2 separate regions of the Homo sapiens genome follow, and region 1 is linked to region 2. Evidence: chromatin loops called from intact Hi-C (ENCODE). Cell type or tissue: B cell. All regions are shown on one strand. Links, peaks and the distances in the headings refer to the core of each region. The heading gives the core; the rest is flanking DNA. Region 1 has its middle 9.7 kb from the start of NCOA6. Region 2 overlaps UQCC1 (ubiquinol-cytochrome c reductase complex assembly factor 1).

The links. A loop is a pair of places that touch in the nucleus more often than their neighbours do. Peaks named below come from ENCODE experiments on the same cell type or tissue, not always from the same donor. Only the 100,000 strongest peaks of a DNase experiment are listed, where the experiment ranks them.
Region 1: a loop joins it to region 2, with 5 times the contacts of the local background. A loop is called at or near these places in 6 of 110 quality-filtered maps.

What each region holds. Positions count from the first base shown.
Region 1 is chr20:34,831,227-34,839,558 of GRCh38, forward strand. It overlaps the pseudogene HMGB3P1. Among named protein-coding and RNA genes, the nearest start is that of NCOA6, 9.7 kb to the left of the region's middle. In B cell, for the core only: CTCF peaks have their summits at 3,321 (motif pointing right) and 3,525; a DNase peak (open chromatin) is centred at 3,335; H3K27me3 peaks cover 444 bases.
Region 2 is chr20:35,300,472-35,308,803 of GRCh38, forward strand. It overlaps UQCC1 (ubiquinol-cytochrome c reductase complex assembly factor 1), which reads right to left. Exons shown (of 10, transcript NM_018244.5): 9 at 6,195-6,308; 10 at 2,107-3,598. The coding sequence ends at 3,464. Among named protein-coding and RNA genes, the nearest start is that of FAM83C, 12 kb to the left of the region's middle. RefSeq lists enhancers at 3,831-4,651, 4,943-6,142, 5,235-5,529. In B cell, for the core only: CTCF peaks have their summits at 3,536 (motif pointing right), 3,741, 6,737 and 6,941; DNase peaks (open chromatin) are centred at 3,540, 3,990 and 6,660.

The DNA.
Region 1 (8,332 bases), core at 133-8,132, 470 kb before region 2:
GATCTCGCTCTGTCACCCAGGCTGGAGTGCAGTGGTGCAATCTCGGCTCACTGCAACCTCCGCCTCCCGGGTTCAAGCAATTCTCATGCCCCAGCCTCCAGAGTAGCTGGGATTACAGGCATGCGCCACCATGCCCGGCCAATCTTTGCATTTTCTGTAGAGACAGGGTTTCACCCTGTTGCCCAGGCTAGTCTCAAACTCCTGGGCTCAAGTGTTCCACCTGCCTTGGCCTCCCAAAATGCTGGGATTACAGGCGTGAGCCACTGCGCCCAGCCAGGAATATAAATTGATGCAGCCATGGTGGAAAACAGTTTGGCATTTCCTCAAAAAGTTAAACATAGGCGCCCCTGTAATCCCAGCTACTTGGGAGGCTAGGGCAGGAGGATCACTTGAACCCAGGAGTTTGAGTCCACCCTGGGCAACATAGCAAGACCCAGTCTCAAGGAAAAAAATGTTAAACATAGGATTACCCTATGAGCCAGTAATTCCACTTCTGGGTATTCATCCAAAATAAGTGAAATCACATTAGTACCACTGTACTCCAGCCTGGGTGACAGATGAGACCCTGTCTCAAAGTTTAAAAATAAATAAATGAACAAGCCAGGTGTGGCAGCACATACCTGTGGTCCCAGCTACCCAGGAGGCTAAGGCGAGAGGATCAGTTGAGCCCAGGAGGTTGAGGCTGCAGTGAGCCATGTTTCCATTCCTGCATTCCAGCCTGGGTGATGGAGCAAAACCCTGTTTCGAAATAAAATTTAAAAAATAAAGAAGTGAAAGCAGAGTTTCAAAGAGATATTTGTGCACCCCTGTTCACAGCAGCATTGTTCACAATAGCCAACATGTGGAAGCAACCTACATATCTATAGACAGTTGAATAGATAAGCAAAATGTGGTCTATACATGCAATGAAGCATCGCTCAGCCTTCATGAAGGAAGGAAATTCTGACCCGACGTACACCACAGATGAACCTTGAAGATATTATGCTAAGTGAAATAAGTCGGTCACAAAAAGACAAATATTGTATGATTCCTCCTATATGAGGTTCCTAAAGTAGTCAAATTCATAAAGACAGAAAGTAGAGTGGTTGCCAAGGGCTAGAGGGAGAGGGAATGGGAAGTTTGTGTTTAATGAATACAAAGTTTCAGTTGGGGAAAACAAAGTTCTGGAGGTAGATGGTGGTGATGGTTGCATGTGAATATACTTAATGCCACCGAATTATATGCTTAAAAATGGTTAAAATGGCAAATTTTATGTTATATATGTATTTTACCATACACACGCACAAAAGATTCCAGAGCCACTATCCTAATTTTTTCACCTTGTTGTCCATGTCCTTAAGCCAAGGGTCATGGGTGTTCCTGGGATCTGCAAGAATGCAAAGAGCTGAGAAGACAGGGGCGCATTGGGCACCTGCAGATCCTGTAGGTAAAAATAGCAGGAGCCTAGGCAACACAAATACTTGTTGCCTGCAGGCAGGCAGCAAAAGAACAAAAACAGGCCATAAACTAGCAGATAGTATAGCATAATGATTACAATATTGGGCTCTGAAGCCAAAGTGAATCTGAACACCCAAGTTCAGATTCTAGCTCTGCCATTTATTAGCTATGTGAAGAAACTGCAACCAAAAGGAGATAAATGACTTGTCCAACAGGGTCCAAAGTATTTTCTCATTTATATTGTTTAAAAATCTTTACATGGGTTTTGTTTCATTCTATATCCCCAGTAGACTGTAAGCTCCCCAAGGAAGCTATGTTTGTAATATCCTCACTTGAAATGTAACTTAACTTCTTTGTGCTTCAGTTGCCTCACCTGTGGGATGCAGAGAATAAGGGCTCCTACTTCATAAGGTTGTCAAGCATATTAATGAATTTATACCTATAAATGTTTAGGAGAAAGCTTAGTGCTTATGATAGTCTCAACAAGCAATAGATTGAGAGAGGCTTCTGAAGAGGTGGTCAGGCTATTTCATAAAATGTTTTGAGCAAGAAAAACAGTCCTAAAACATCCAGGATTGTTCTAGATTTGGACTAGAGTGAAGAAAAAGCAAATCAATTGTTCTTTGATAATTTGATTTGTATTTATTGGACTTCTACTTTCATGTGTGTCCAAACAGGCTCAAGCTCTGCAGTGATAAGACTGACAGTGAATACTTCAATGATGTCTTTAAGAAAAACAATAATAAAACAGGGGAAAAAAGAAAGAACAAAACCATCTAGAAAGTGTCAACATTTTACTGTCTGCAGGGTTCGTCACAACAGTGCCAAATGACAAACTTACCACATTTAGTTGGATGAATTTTGCCCTGCAGAAGGATATCACCTTTTTTTTTTATAGGCAAACAGTTTATTTATTCATCCTCCTTCTCTTCCTCCCCATCTTCTTCATCTTCTTCTTCCATCTTTTCCCAGGCAACTTTAGCAGGACCTTTTGTGCCGTCCAACTTTCCTTTCGACTTATAGTCAGCAACATCCTTCTCATACTTCTTCAGCTTTGCCACCTTAGTGACATAAGGCTGCTTTTCACTGTCATTTAAGTTATTCCACATCTCACCCAGCTTTTTTGCCACGTCTCCAATAGAGATGCCAGGGTTTGTGGATTTGATCTTGGGGCAGAATTCTGAACAGAACAGGAAGAATCCAGACAGTGGCCTTTTGGGGGCATTAGGATCGTTCTTGCCTCCCTTAGCTGGTCCATAATCCTTCATTTCTCTATCACAGTGCACTTTATCCGCCTTTGCCATTTAATCGAATTTAGACTCTCTCTCTCTTTTTTTTTTTCTGAGATGGAGTTTTGCTCTTATTGCCCAGGCTGGAGTGCAGTGGCACGATCTCAGCTCACCGCAACCTCTGCCTCCTGGGTTCAAGCCATTCTCCTGCCTCAGCCTCCCCAGTAGCTGGGATTACAGGCGCCCACCAACACGCCCGGCTAGTTTTTTGTATTTTTAGTAGAGACGAGGTTTCACCATGTTGGCCAGGCTGGTCTCAAACTCCTTACCTCAGGTGATCCACCCAACTCACCCTCCCAAAGTGCTGAGATTACAGGCGTAAGCCGCCGTGCCCAGCCTAGACTTCTCTTTCCCAGACATTGTCTTCCACCTCTCAGAGCACTTTTTGGAAAATTCTGCAAAATTGACAGGGACCTCTGGATTTTTCTTATGCTCTTCTCTGCACGTCTGCACAAAGAAGGCAAAAGCAGACATCTTGCCCCTTAGTTTCCTGGGGTCACTTCTAGCCATCCTGACTGTATTGTTCACTAGTCTTGAAGGATATCACTTTTAAGTGGACACCATTCACATGACATTATAATTTGCAAATTTATTATGATAATTTACCAGTAGATGGCAGTAAAATGCCTTGTTATTTCAGAATCTGTTCGTTGTAACAATTTTCAGATATATGGAAATAAAATGCCTTGAGGAGGGGGTCACTTGTGCTTTGCATAAAGACATGCTATGGCGAGGCGCAGTGGCTCATGCCTGTAATCCCAGCACTTTCGGAGGTGGAGGTAGGTGGATTGTGTCAGCCCAGGAATTAGGGACCAGCCAGGGCAACATGGCAAAACCCCGTCTCTACAAAAAAATACAGAAATTAGCCAATCGTGGTGGTGCATCATGCCTGTAGTCCCAGCTCCATGGGAAGCTGAGATGGGAGGATCACTTGAGCCTGGGAAGCAGAGGTTGCAGTGAGCTGAGACTGCACCACTGCACTCCAGCCTGGATGACAGAGTGAGACTCTATCTCAAAAAAAAAAAAAAAAAAGCGGTGGTGGGGTGGGGGCTTACTATGGGCAAGCCATGGCTTGCTCTTCAGGAAAAAAATCATTGAAAAAATAGAAGAAATAGACTAATAATTACACAATTTTAAAAAGTGGAAGAATATCAAGTGACCATACATACACAAAAAGGTGGGGGTGGGGGAGAAAAAAAAAACTGTTTTCAAAAATATTCTGAAATTTTAAAGCTTTTTATTAGAGTATAATATAAAGACATAAAAGTACAGAAATCGTAAGTGTAAAGCCTGTTGAATTTCCACAAAGCCAACACACATGTCTAACAAACACCCAAATCAAGAAATAGAACATTCAGCCCCACAGAAGCCCCTTCCAGTCATTACCCACAGCCCCCAAGGTTAAACAGTATTTTAACTTCTAACTCCATAGATTAGTCTCACCAGGAGTTAAACTTACAGATTCATCTACATTGTTGCATGTAGTTGTAGCATGTTCATTTTCATTGCTGGGTAGCATTTCATTATTTATTTTTTATTTTTTTGAGACAGAGTCTTGCTCTGTCACCCAGGTTGGAGTGCAGTGGTGGGATCACAGGTCACTGCAGCCTTGACCTCCCAGGCTCAAGTAATCCTTCTGCCTCAGCCTCCCTAGTAGCTAGGACCACAGGTGCATGCCACTACACCATGCTAATTTTTGTATTTTTTGTAGAGACGGGGTTTCACCATGTTGCCCAGGTTGGTCTCAAACTCCTGGGCTCAAGTGATCCTCCCACCTCTGCCACCCAGAGTGCTGGGATTACAGATGTGAGCCACCACACCTGGCCAGCATTTTATTGTTTGAATACACCATAATTTATCCATTCTACTGTTAATGAGCATGTGGGTTTCCACTTAGGAGCTATTTTATTTTATTTTATTTATTTTTTTTAGAGATGGACTCTTGCTCTGTCACCCAGGCTGGGGTGCAGTAGTGCGATCTCGGCTCACTGCAACCTTCGCATCCCTGGTTCAAGCAATTCTCTGGCCTCAGCCTCCCGAGTAGCTAGGACTACAGGTGCACGCCACCATGCCCGGTTAATTTCTTTTGTATTTTTTAGTAGAGACAGGGTTTCACTGTGTTGCCCAGGCTGGTCTCGAACTCCTGAGCTCAGGCAATCTGCCTGCCTCGGCCTCCCAAAGTGCTAGGATTACAGGCGTGAGCCATCACGCCTGGCCAGAGCTTTTTTTGTTTTGTTTTGAGACAGAGTTTCGCTCTTGTTGCCCAGGCTGGAATGCAATGGCGTGATCTCGGCTCACTGCAACCTCTACCTCCTGGGTTCAAACGATTCTCCTACCTCAGCCTCCTGAGTAGCTGGGATCACAGGTGCCCACCACCATGCCCGGCTAATTTTTTATATTTTTAGTAGAGACAGGGTTTCTCCATGGTGGTCAGGCTGGTCTCAAACTCCCGACCTCAAGTGATCCGCCCACCTCGGCCTCCCAAAGTGCTGGGATTACAGGCGTGAGCCACCGCACCCGGGCCGGAGTTATTTTAAATTTTACTACTATGAACATTCTTGTGCATGTCTTTGGATGAACATGTGTACAATTTTTTGCTGGATAAAAACCTAGGACTAGGATTGCTGGGTCATAGAGTTTGCATTCAGCTCTTAGCTCATATTACCAAATCCTATGTCTTTTTAAAACAGTTTTATTGACAGGCTGGGCACGGTGGCTCATGCTTGTAATTCAAGCACCTTTGGAGGCTGAGGCGGGTGGATCACCTGAGGTCAGGAGTTTGAGACCAGCCTGGCCAACATGGTGAAACCCCATCTCTACTAAAAATACAAAAATTAGCTGGGCGTGGTGGCGGGTGCCTATAATCCCAGCTACTCGGGAGATTGAGGGAGGAGAATTGCTTGAACCTGGGAGGTGGAGGTAACAGTTAGCAGAGATCCCGCCATTCCATTCCAGCCTGGGTGACAAGAGTGAAACTCTGTCTCAAAACAAAAATCAAAAACAAACAAAAAACAATTTTCCAAAACAAAACAAAAAAACAGCTTTTGAGATATAATTGACATACTATACAATTTACTCATTTAAAGTGTATTATTCAGCCGGGTGTGTGGCTCAAGCCTATGATCCCAGCACTTTGGGAGGTTGAATCGGTTCGCTCACATATGTCCAGGAGTTCGAGACCAGGCTGGGTGACATGGTGAAACCCCATTTCTACCCAAAATACAAAAATTAGCCGGACGTGGTGCTTTATACCTGCAGTCCCAGCTATTGTGGAGACTGAGGTGGGAGGATCACTTGAGCCCAGGAGGCGGAGTTTGCAGTGAGCCAAGACTGCACTATTGTGCTCCAGCCTGGGCTACAAAGCCAGACCCTGTCTCAAAAAAAAAAAAAAAAAAAGTATAATTCTATGGTATTTAGTGTAGTCACAGATATGTGCAACCATCACCACAGTCAATTTTAGAACATTTTCATTGCCTCAGAAGAAACTCTATAATCTTTAGGTATCTCCCTCTCCCCAACCCCCCCATTCCCTCAGCCCTAAGGAATCACTAATTGACTTTGTCTCTGTCAGTTTGCCTATTATGGATACTTCATATAAATGGAATCATACAATATGTGACCTTTTGGCTTCTCTCACTTGGCACAATGTTTTCAAGGTTCATCCATATTGTAGCATGTATCAGTATCAGTACTTTATTCTTTTTCATAGCTGAATAACATAATATGTATTATTATGTGAATATACCACATTTTGTTATCTTTTTGTCTGTTGATGGACATTTGGGTTGTTTTTTACCTTTTGGTATTGTGAATAGTGATGCTATGAACATTCATGTACAAGTTTTTCTTTGAACACCTGTTTTCAGTGATTTGGGGTTTATGCCTGGGAATGGTATTGCTGGGTCGTATGGTAATTTGGTTTGTCTTATTAAAGAAATGCCAAACTGTTTTCCATAGCTGCTGTACCATTTTACATTTCCACCAACAACGTATGAAGATTCCACTTTTTCACATCCTGAGCAACATTTGTTATTTCCTTTTTAAAAAATTATTGTTGTGGGCGCACAGTGGCTCACACCTGTAATCCCAACACTTTGGGAGGCTGAGGCAGGAGGATTGCTTGAGGCCAGGAGTTTGAGACCAACCTGAGCCACATAGTAAGACTCCATCTCTATTTAAATAAAAGATAAAAAATAACATTTAAGTAAATAAACAAATAAAAATAATATTTATGGCCAGTCTAATTGTTGTGAAGTGGTATCTCATGGTGATTTTGACCTGTTTTAATCTACATTTCCCTAGTGATTATGATATTCAGCATCTTATCATAGACTTATCTTTGAAGAAATGTCTGTTGAAGCCCAGGCACAGTGACTTACACCTGTAATCCCAGCACTTTGGGAGGCCAAGATGGGAGGATTGCTTGAGTCCAAGAGTTCCAGACCAGCCTAGGCTGCATGGCAAAACCCCATCTCTACAAAAAATACAAAAATTAGCTGGGTGTGGTGACATGCACCTGTAGTCCCAGCTACTCAGGGGGCTGAGGTGGGAGAATCTCTTGAGCCTGGGAGGTGGAGGTTGCAGTGAGCCGAGATGGTGCCACTGCACTCCATCCTGGGTGACAGAGTGAGACTCTGTCTCAGAAAAAAAAAAAAAGTGTCCTTTTTGTTTTGTTTTGTTTTGAGGCAGGGTTTCACTCCTGTCACCCAGGCTGGAGTACAATGGCACGATCTCAACTCAGTGCAGCCTCGATCTCCTGGGTTCAAGGGATCTTCCTGCCTCAGCCTCCCCAGTAGCTGGGACTACAGGCACGTGCCACAGCACCCAGCTAATTTTTTATATTTTTGGTATATACAGGGTTTCACCATTTTGCCCAGGCTTGTCTTGAACTCCTGGACTCAAGCGATCTGCCCACCTTGGCCTCCTAAAGTATTGGGATTACAGGCATGAGCCACTGAACCCTGCCAAGAAATGTCTATTGAAGTCCTTTGCCCATATTTTAATTGAGTTGTTTGTCTTTATGTTGTTGAAGTGTTTTTAATATATTCTGGGTACTATATAAAGTACTCAGATCAGATATAAGATTGCAAATACTTTTCACATTTTTTGGACTGTCTTTTCACTCAAGATTGTCCTTTTATGTACAAAACTTTTTAATTTCAATGACATCCAATTATCTATGTTTGCTTTTGTTGCTGTGCTTTCGGTGCCACATCTAAGAAACCATTTGCCAAATCCAAGGTATGAGGATTTACCCCTATGTTTCCTTCTAAGAGTTTTATAGTTTTAGCTCTTATATTTGTGTCTTTGATCCATTTTGAGTTACTTTTTGTATGTGGTGTGAGGCAAGGTTCAAACTTCATTTTGTGTATGTGAATATGTTAAAGAGAATATTCCTTCTTCATTGAATGATCTTGGCACCCTAGTTGAGATCAATTGGCCATAGATATATTGATTTATTTCTGGACTATCAATTATGTTCCATTGATATGTTTATCCTTATACCTACCACACTGTTTTGATTACTTTGTAGTAAGTTTTAAAATCGGGAAATGTGTGTCCTCCAACATTGTTCTTTTTCAAGATTGTTTTGGCTATTCTGAGTC
Region 2 (8,332 bases), core at 206-8,205:
TTCTTCTGATGAGTAAGTGTACTTCCTTTTATGTGACAATGGGAACTCTACAACCTTAGGGCTTTCCATTTTCCACCTTTGACCAGGAAGCTCAGAGCAAGGTCTCATACTCAATTGCAAATCTCCTGGCTGACCTGGGGGAGGGAGGCAGGGTGACATGGGGACAAAGCAGGGTCCCCAGGGTCTGTCGTGGGCTGGAGCACTCTTGGCCCCTTCTTATCCTCGATCACTCTTTCTCTAGGCCCCTCTAAGCTTCAGTCCCCTCACTTGTGTTAAAGGGATAATAAAAATGATGAGGGCAATACCTGTTTTACCTGATTGTTGTGAGACAATGCATTTACAGTATTTTATAAAATTTTAAAAAAGTCATATGAAAGTTGCTCATTAGCAGTCCAGGTTTTCCAACATAATTATTTTCCCTCTTTTTCCCTCCCAATACCTGGATCTGATCTTTCAAACTTTAAGGATTTTTTTTTTTTTGAGACAGGGTCTCACTCTGTTGCCCAGGCTGGAGTGTGGTGGCATGATCTCAGCTCACTGCAACCCCCACCTCCTGGGCTCAGGTGATCCTCCTACCTCAGTCTCCTGAGTAGCTGGGACTACAGGCTCATGTCACCACACCCAGCTAACTTTTTGTAGAGACAGGGTCTCACTGTATTGCCCAGGCTGGTCTTGAACTCCTGGACTCAACCAATCCGCCCACTTCGGCCTCCCAAAGTGTTAGGATTACAGGCATGAGCCACTGCACCCAGCCTACAATTTTATTACAAACTGTGTCTCTTAATCTGCTGTGATCTTTTCTGGAAGAATACAGAATACAAATATTAATAAATGACAAAATCATTCCTACAGAGCAGTCTCCCTGAAGGCAAGAAATTGTGTCCTTCACTTGTTTTGTACAATAATGAGTTACACTAGAAAAGCATTTAGCTATGGAAAGAACTTTCCATTTTGGTTCCTATGCTAAGACCAAAGGGAGTGCTCAATATTAAGTCGCTAAAATAAGTGAAACTGTATGGGTCACACTGAGAATGGTCCAGAAGGGGGCTTTTTGGTTGGGGTTGTATTGATAACACTTGGTGATTTAGTCACACATTCATTCTTTCATTTATCCAAGTATACACTGATGCTGATCATGAATCAGGCATTTGGCTGAGCACTGGAAAAACAACAGTGACCAACACAAACACAGTGTCCACTCCACGCTGAGGCAGCTCACAGTACAGTGTAGGAGGTGGGTAAAAAAATCATTTTAACATGGTAAGGTAAGTGTTACCAGGGCTAGGTGTGGAGGCTTATGCCTATAATCCTAGCACTTTGGGAGGGCAAGGTGGGAGGATCAACATAGTGAGAAACTGTCTCTACATAAATAAAAAGGTAAGTGCTCCAGAGCAGAGAACCACGTGGGGAGCAGCACGGATATCGTGACTGTACCTGGAGGGGACAGGAGAGGGAGGGACAAAGGTTCTAGGTAGAGGACACATAGCATGATCTCTCCAGGTAACCCCAAGAGGTTCAGTGTGCTCAGAGAAGAGATGGGTAGACTCATAAAAACAGGAATGGAGGCAGTGGCCAAACCAAGAATAAGGGTAGCCTCCAAGGAACCTGGAATAGATCTTAAGGGGAGGGGGATTGGCAGAGTCAGGGAAAGGTGCTGATGGCCAAGAAGTGAGGGCTCACCAACATCAGACACGATAGATCCAATCTGGCTCCTTCAAAGGCAGCTCCATACTGCAAGTTGCTGTGTTGCACGACGACAAACTCCTGAGCAGACAGGACTAGCTCTGTAGGCAGGGACCATCAGATGCTGGAGGGACTCACCCAGGGCCTGCATGAACACTGGCTGACTGGGATGCTAAGAAGGGGAGTCAGGTTCTGGACCAGGGCTGGACCAAATGACCTTTCAAGTTCCTTCCAAATCTGAGCTTCCAGGATTCTAAAGCAAGCCCGGTAGCTGAACTGGTGCCATGAGCTGGGATCTGTGGCTGGGGAGCTACCCTGGGCAGCAAATGGGTTAAAGCTCAAATAACTTTTATATATGAATTAATGTGTAGAGTTGGGAGCCAAAATCTGTTCCATTAATTTTTCCATCCATTCCAGGAGCAGTTAGGTACACACAGTAAAGTTTATTTTGGTGCATGGTATACTTCACTCCATTAAAAATAAATTAATCAGCAAATTCCTGCCTGGCTCAGCTCTGGTTTATGTAAATAGTGCCCAGCTGTAATGAGTTACAAGGTGTTATTATCTCACACACACACAGGAGGCTTCACTCTAGAGCTCCGCTCGCAACAAAAGCATCTTAAATAAACTGAGAGAAGCGGTTTGATTTGTAATGTTTTCACAGAAGTGGGATATACCTCACCCATATAGAGTTTCTTTATATGACTCATTTTATAGCAAGTTAAATGAAGGAAGTTTGATGGGGGAGGGAGGGGCAATATGGTTCCCCACCCCCTTTCTTCACTTTAAGAAAATCCCCCAAGAGATGACCCGCACTGAGGGAGGAGGGGCTGGTCCTCAGGTGCTCAGACCAAGGTGGCTCTGCAGCACGTGCTTCAGAAGTTGGGAAGGGGGACCAAAGCTGGGCACAGGTCTGGGTCTGCTACAACTAAGCCAGGAGGAATGTTCTCTTCTCCCCAGTATCTCATGAAAGGGGAGGCCAAGACAGGAGACAGCATGTTCCTCATTCAGTTCACTGGGAGTGACAAAGGTGACTTTGTTCTCAAGGCCTCCTTCCAAATGACTTAGGATGTGAAAGCCCTTGGTCATCAGAGGCCTCCTGGGTCCCAGACGACAGGCCTGGCTGGCTGTATCTTGGCCTGAACAGAGACACATCTCCATGAACTAGAGGCAAGAGCAGCAGAGACCATCCCAGCCTCTTCCCTTTCTCCGTCTCTAACTGAGCTGCGCGGTGCCCTCATTACTGCGTCCACCATCTCAGGCAAGTTTCTAAGTCCCTGGAATAAAGAAGGGCCATGGCAGAGAGAAGTCTCTGTTTCTTTTAATGGCCAACTCAACCCCATGGCTGAAAGCCGAGGGACAACGCGTGGTCACCGACCGGACTCGGCAGCATTACAATCTGCTCCTAGGCCACAGCAGGCCCTGGGGGGTTTCCCTTTTGAACCTACACCATCCCTTCCTTGGCCTTTGGGAAAAGCTATCAGTCACATGTAGTTGCTGGAGGGGGTTGGGGAGTGTGTGCTGGGGGACTCTCACTCGGGGCTTCCCCTAAGGGAGAGGACACCCCGGGAGAGCTAGGGGTTCTCCCAGCCCTGTACCCCAGCAGATCAGACTCCTGGGCACACTAAGAGGAAACTCAACACAAATGGGGCCAGGTATTTGACAGATGCTGTTCAGAGGTCAGTTCAGGCCACTTTCTGCAGGGTCCTGGACCAACAGGCACTTCTCTCCTGGAGGTTCCTCGAAGCCAGCTGGCGGGCCGTGCGGAGGGCCCAGCCCATCAAAGTCCCTCGTCGTTGTAAGTCGGAGAATGGGGCTTCAGGATGCTCTGAGGATTCTTCTCCACTAGAGGGCGCCAGCTCACCTCCCCTGTCAGAAGCAGATCCTCCCCGTTCATGGAGTCCAGGTACTGTATCTGCAACCAGGGGAGGGGGAAGGAGGAAGCGACAGAGGCAGGGCAGAGGTGAGGAGCCAGCGTCAGGAACCAGCCTCCCAGAGGAGAGGAAGGAAGGGGACGGGGCATGAGGGGGGCTTCTGACCATCCCAGGTCCCAGACCAAGCCGTCCCAGGCCAAGCCGTCTCTGATCTCCTAGATAATTTCACTAAGGTGGTTCAGAGAAAGCAGTCACTGGGGAGCTGGGTGGCGGGGGCAGTTAGGGAATTCCCTATCACACCTCTGAATGGAGACAGACACACACCTCCCAAGGACACGTCTCCCCTACACGCCCTCCCTAGACAGCTCCTGCAGGCCAGGAAGTCAGGGCTTGCAGCGCACACAGCCATGCTGTCCACCCCAGCACTGCTGGGTGAGAGTCCTGATTCTGTCCCTTCCCAGTGCTGCTACCCAGGGTGGCAGCTTCCCCTCTCTGAGATTTAAGTTCCCTTGTCTTGAGAGAGGGGATAGAAACAGGTACCTCACAGGACACATGAAGAGATTCAACAATATGCATATATGCAGTGCTAGGCACTCACGCTTTAAACATATGTATGCCTCTGTTGTCCTCTAGTGGGCCCCTGGTCAGTGGGCCCCAGTATCACCTCTCTAGGACAGTAGGGGCAGACAGCTCTGCCATTAAAATGGTCATCATCCAGAGAAGCCACTGCTGCAGGGCCAGGAGACTTCATCTTAGGCTTTAGGTCATTCCCCCTTCCAAGAATCCACCACTCTGGTTGCTTCCGCTTCCAGCTGCTGACGCTTGAACTCAACCCCAGCCTCTCGCACGTGTCTTGGCTCTGGATTCCCACCTGCCCTGCCATCTCTTCCCTAAAGCCCACTCCTCCCTTACAGTGACTCCATTTCTGCCCCCAGTGCCACCCCTCTGCCCACCTCCTGGGTTGAAAATCTCAACAGAACCTCTGGTTGGCTCTTGGGCCATCGGCCACACCAAACAGTCTGCTCAAGGCCCAGCTCCTGCTCTTCCTTTCCCGGCCTTCAGCACTCTGCCCTCCCTGTATCACATAACAGGCTGGCTTACTCCAGGGTTAGCCGTGTGCCTGGGCTTCCTCACCAAACCATGAGCTGGCTCCTCGAGGGCAGGACTGGGTCTTATTAATCGTTGCTTTCCCAAGAGTACATGGAGCAGCAGGTGCTCAAAAGGTTTGCTGATAGAACTGGGTCCCCACCAAAGCTCCCTGCTTTCCCAAGAACCCCTTCACGGTTTTTCCACTGCCTCTCACTGGGGCCACATGGGACCTCTTGTAGGGACAATGGTTGTGGCAGCCCCTTCCTAGAGGGCCCTCGGAGAAGTCCCAGTGTGTCTTGTTGGGGCTTCTGGCACAAGCCCACCATGGCAGATGGAAATGTTGGGCAGGTCTCTCAGAAAACACAGCATTTGCTTTGCGAATTGCTACTCCCGTCTGAGGGTGAGTCCAGTCAACAGAGTATCAGAATTCTCTGTGAGTGGGGCCCTCTGGCCATGCCGTGCCCTCTCCCTGGCTCTAGCAGATTTGAAGAGTGGTCAAACAGAAGTCCTGGCTCCTGGGATTCTCTACCCTGTGGGTCTGCAGAGCCCCAGTATGTGGTTTTTCCAGCAGTTAACAAGCTAGTCCTATGGGCCCTGTCTTCTCAAGAGCTGAAGTCCAGCCTTGCCTTTCCTGGTTGTTGAAGACCATGAATACAAGTGAACAAGAGAGTAACTGTGGCGTGACACCCCTTCAGCTCCAGGGGCCAGGCCATGAAGCAAAGGTGTGACTCATGGCACAGCCTGAGCTGTCTGAGGCAGCTGAGGCCTCAGTGGTCACATGAATCACACAGCTTGGGGCCCTAGGGCAGCTGTGCAGGCTGACTCACTGGGAGGCCCTGGAAGAGCCTCTATGTCCTCTTCGCTGCCAGTCAGCTCACTCATCTATCAAGTATGAGTTTCCCATCAATACAGGATCTGAGGGCAGGGAGGTCAAGGAATTAATTCCCCGGGGCTTGAGGACAGCTATGTGGGTAAGCAGCCCCCACTGCGGAGCTTTCTCGTAGAAGCTTTGATGTCGGGGAGCCCTGGGGAGCCAGAGGGGTGAGAAACTGAAGTGGGGGGACTCTACTTGACTGTGGAGAGCATCTAGCAGGAAGAGGCTGTCTGTGAAATGCTGCCTGCTGCCCAGTTTTGCTGGAAGTCAGGAGCAGGAAACAAATCCAAGTGGGTAGAGAAGGGGTCCACAGTGGGCAGCTGCTACTACACCACGTGCTCATATCTGCCAGGACTCTGTGGGCCCAGCTGCTAGCATAGCACTGGGCGCACAGTAGGCAATGAGGTGCACAGTGAATGAATGACTCAAAGTTCCTGAGGGCAGGAGACTACTCGATGCCTCTTTCTCTCTCTCTTCCCATTTCCCGCTCCCTGGCCCAGTTCATGGTTGGACATACAGAAGGCGCTCCTTCTTCAGCGTCTAGTGCTGATGTGATCTGGTCAGAATTCTCTCAGGCTGGTCCTTGGTAACTCCACCTCTCATGATCCCCTGAAAGCCCAAGAGGAGGACCCACTGTTGCCAGGACTTGGGAGGGGAGGGAAAGGGTCACTCACCTGTTTCCTCACATACTCTACCAGCAATTCAAGATGTCGAGGGTCTTCACATTTCCGGTTGAAGAAGGTTCTCCAGAGGGCAGCGGCCAGCCCATGATCATCTGAAAGGATCCCCTGGAACATACAGCACAGCAGTGGTCTCCTGAGGGATCCACAGAGCCAGGACACAGACGGTGGGGATACTATGAACATGCTAGCAACCATGGAATCAGCTCAGAAGGGCCCTCCACGCACAAGAGGAAAATGGGGCAGTCACACAGTAGAGGTGGAAGGGGTCTTACAAGGGTATCTGGCCCAATCCCTTCATTTTATTACATACAGAGGGAGAACAGGGGGTCCAGAGGGGCCAAGCCACCAGTTAGGTGATGCAGAGCTGGGACTCAGGCAGTACTCCGTACTGCGCCTGGCCCAGGCAACACTTGAGAGGCTGAGAAGAGAAACAGTAGCAGCAATGCTCCCCCTGCTGTCCATAGCAGCAATGCTCCCCCTGCTGTCCACAGGGCACGGGCTGGGAATATTGTGAATGTATGTTTCTCCCAGGAATGGAGGTGGGCATGGACTGTGCCTTCTTGCTTGGTCCAAGGACCAAGGCAAGGCAACTGGTCCTTGGGGGAAGGGAGCCAGCTACCTTGTCTTCACTCTTACCCAACTCTGGGCCCAGCCTCTCCCTAAGTAGGGGAACAGGATGTTCAGCAGGATTGCTGGGGCCACAGAGGGCCAGGCTCAGAGCTTGCATGTGTGTGTGTGCCTAACGCTGCCTCTTTTGGCAGAGGAGACTTCTGTTGGGAAGCTTAAAGATTACAGAGCAAAATAAGAGCCCCAGCCACCAGCTAAGGACATTTTCTAGCTTGGACCTCTAGAGGAGGGAGGGCTGAGAGTCTTGCTTCCTGGGGTGAAGGTGGCTGATGGAACAGGCCCTGAGAAGTTGCTCTGTCCAGGTGCCAAGGTAGTGTGTGGAATCGATGTGCTGACTTGGAGTTAGAAGGGAGATCAAGTCCTAATTCCACCTCTGCCAAGATCAGTGATGGTGGCAGCTGACTAAACCAAAGTCTCAATCTTCTACTTCTTCAAAACAGATGAAGTTACCTGCTCTACTTATAGCATTCTTGAACTATTTGTTAAGTGTAATCTGTTGGATACAAAGATTAGGAGCATGCTTTGGCAGACAGCGGGGATACAGTCAAAACCGTGGGGTCTGGGAGCCAGAGCACAGAGTTCGAATGCCAGCTGTGTCACTTGATGGCCATGCGGCCTTTAAGAAGCTATTAGCCATTCCTGAGCCTCAGTTTTTCATGAGTCAAACAAGCCTAATAATACCTATCCCACAGAGTTGCTGTGAGAATTAAGAGATACTGGCCATGAATGGCTCTGTAAGTGGTAAACATTACCCAAAGACCCAGGATCACTTTATTCGACATTTTATTGTGGTCTGTCCTCTTGGGCATTGTGGTATGTGAGGTCTGGCTCCAGGCCTGCTGCCAACAAGGGCCATGTCCAGTATGGGGTGCTGACAGTTTGGTAGAAAAACATTCCACCTGTTCCAAATGCTCTCTGATAAACCCTCCTTACGGTTCCACAGCTTAGGACTGTCCTGGCACAATGGCTGAGTCAGGAAAACTGGCTTTTTCTGGCACATGGGGACAGGAGCAGAGGACAAGCTCAGGCACATCACCCTTCTGCAAACGATTTGCTAGCACAACAGCGTGCCTGTGTCTGCTGTGCCTGGGCACATGCCAGAGCGCTGCTGGCAGCAACCCACATGTGCTGTGCAGAAAGGAATGGGATTGGGAGCGCGTGTTATGGGGACCTGGAGAATGGGCAGAGCCCAGGATGGGAAAACAGGCAACTTTAGCAGCGGGTGAGATGGCTGGGAAGGGGCAAATTCATAATCAGGAATTCCTGAGCCATCAGAAGGAAAAGGATGACTCAGGACCCACTAATAGTGAGAACAACCCAACTGTTTCAGACTGTTAGGGTTCCCTCACACGCCTAGCTCCTAATGATTATGTTTGCCAAGTAGAATAGATATTATATTCCCATTTGCTTTGCTTTGTTTTGTTTTGTTTTGAGATGAAGTCTCACTCTGTCACCCAGGCTGAAGTGCAGTGGCATGATCTTGGCTCAATGCAACCTCTGCC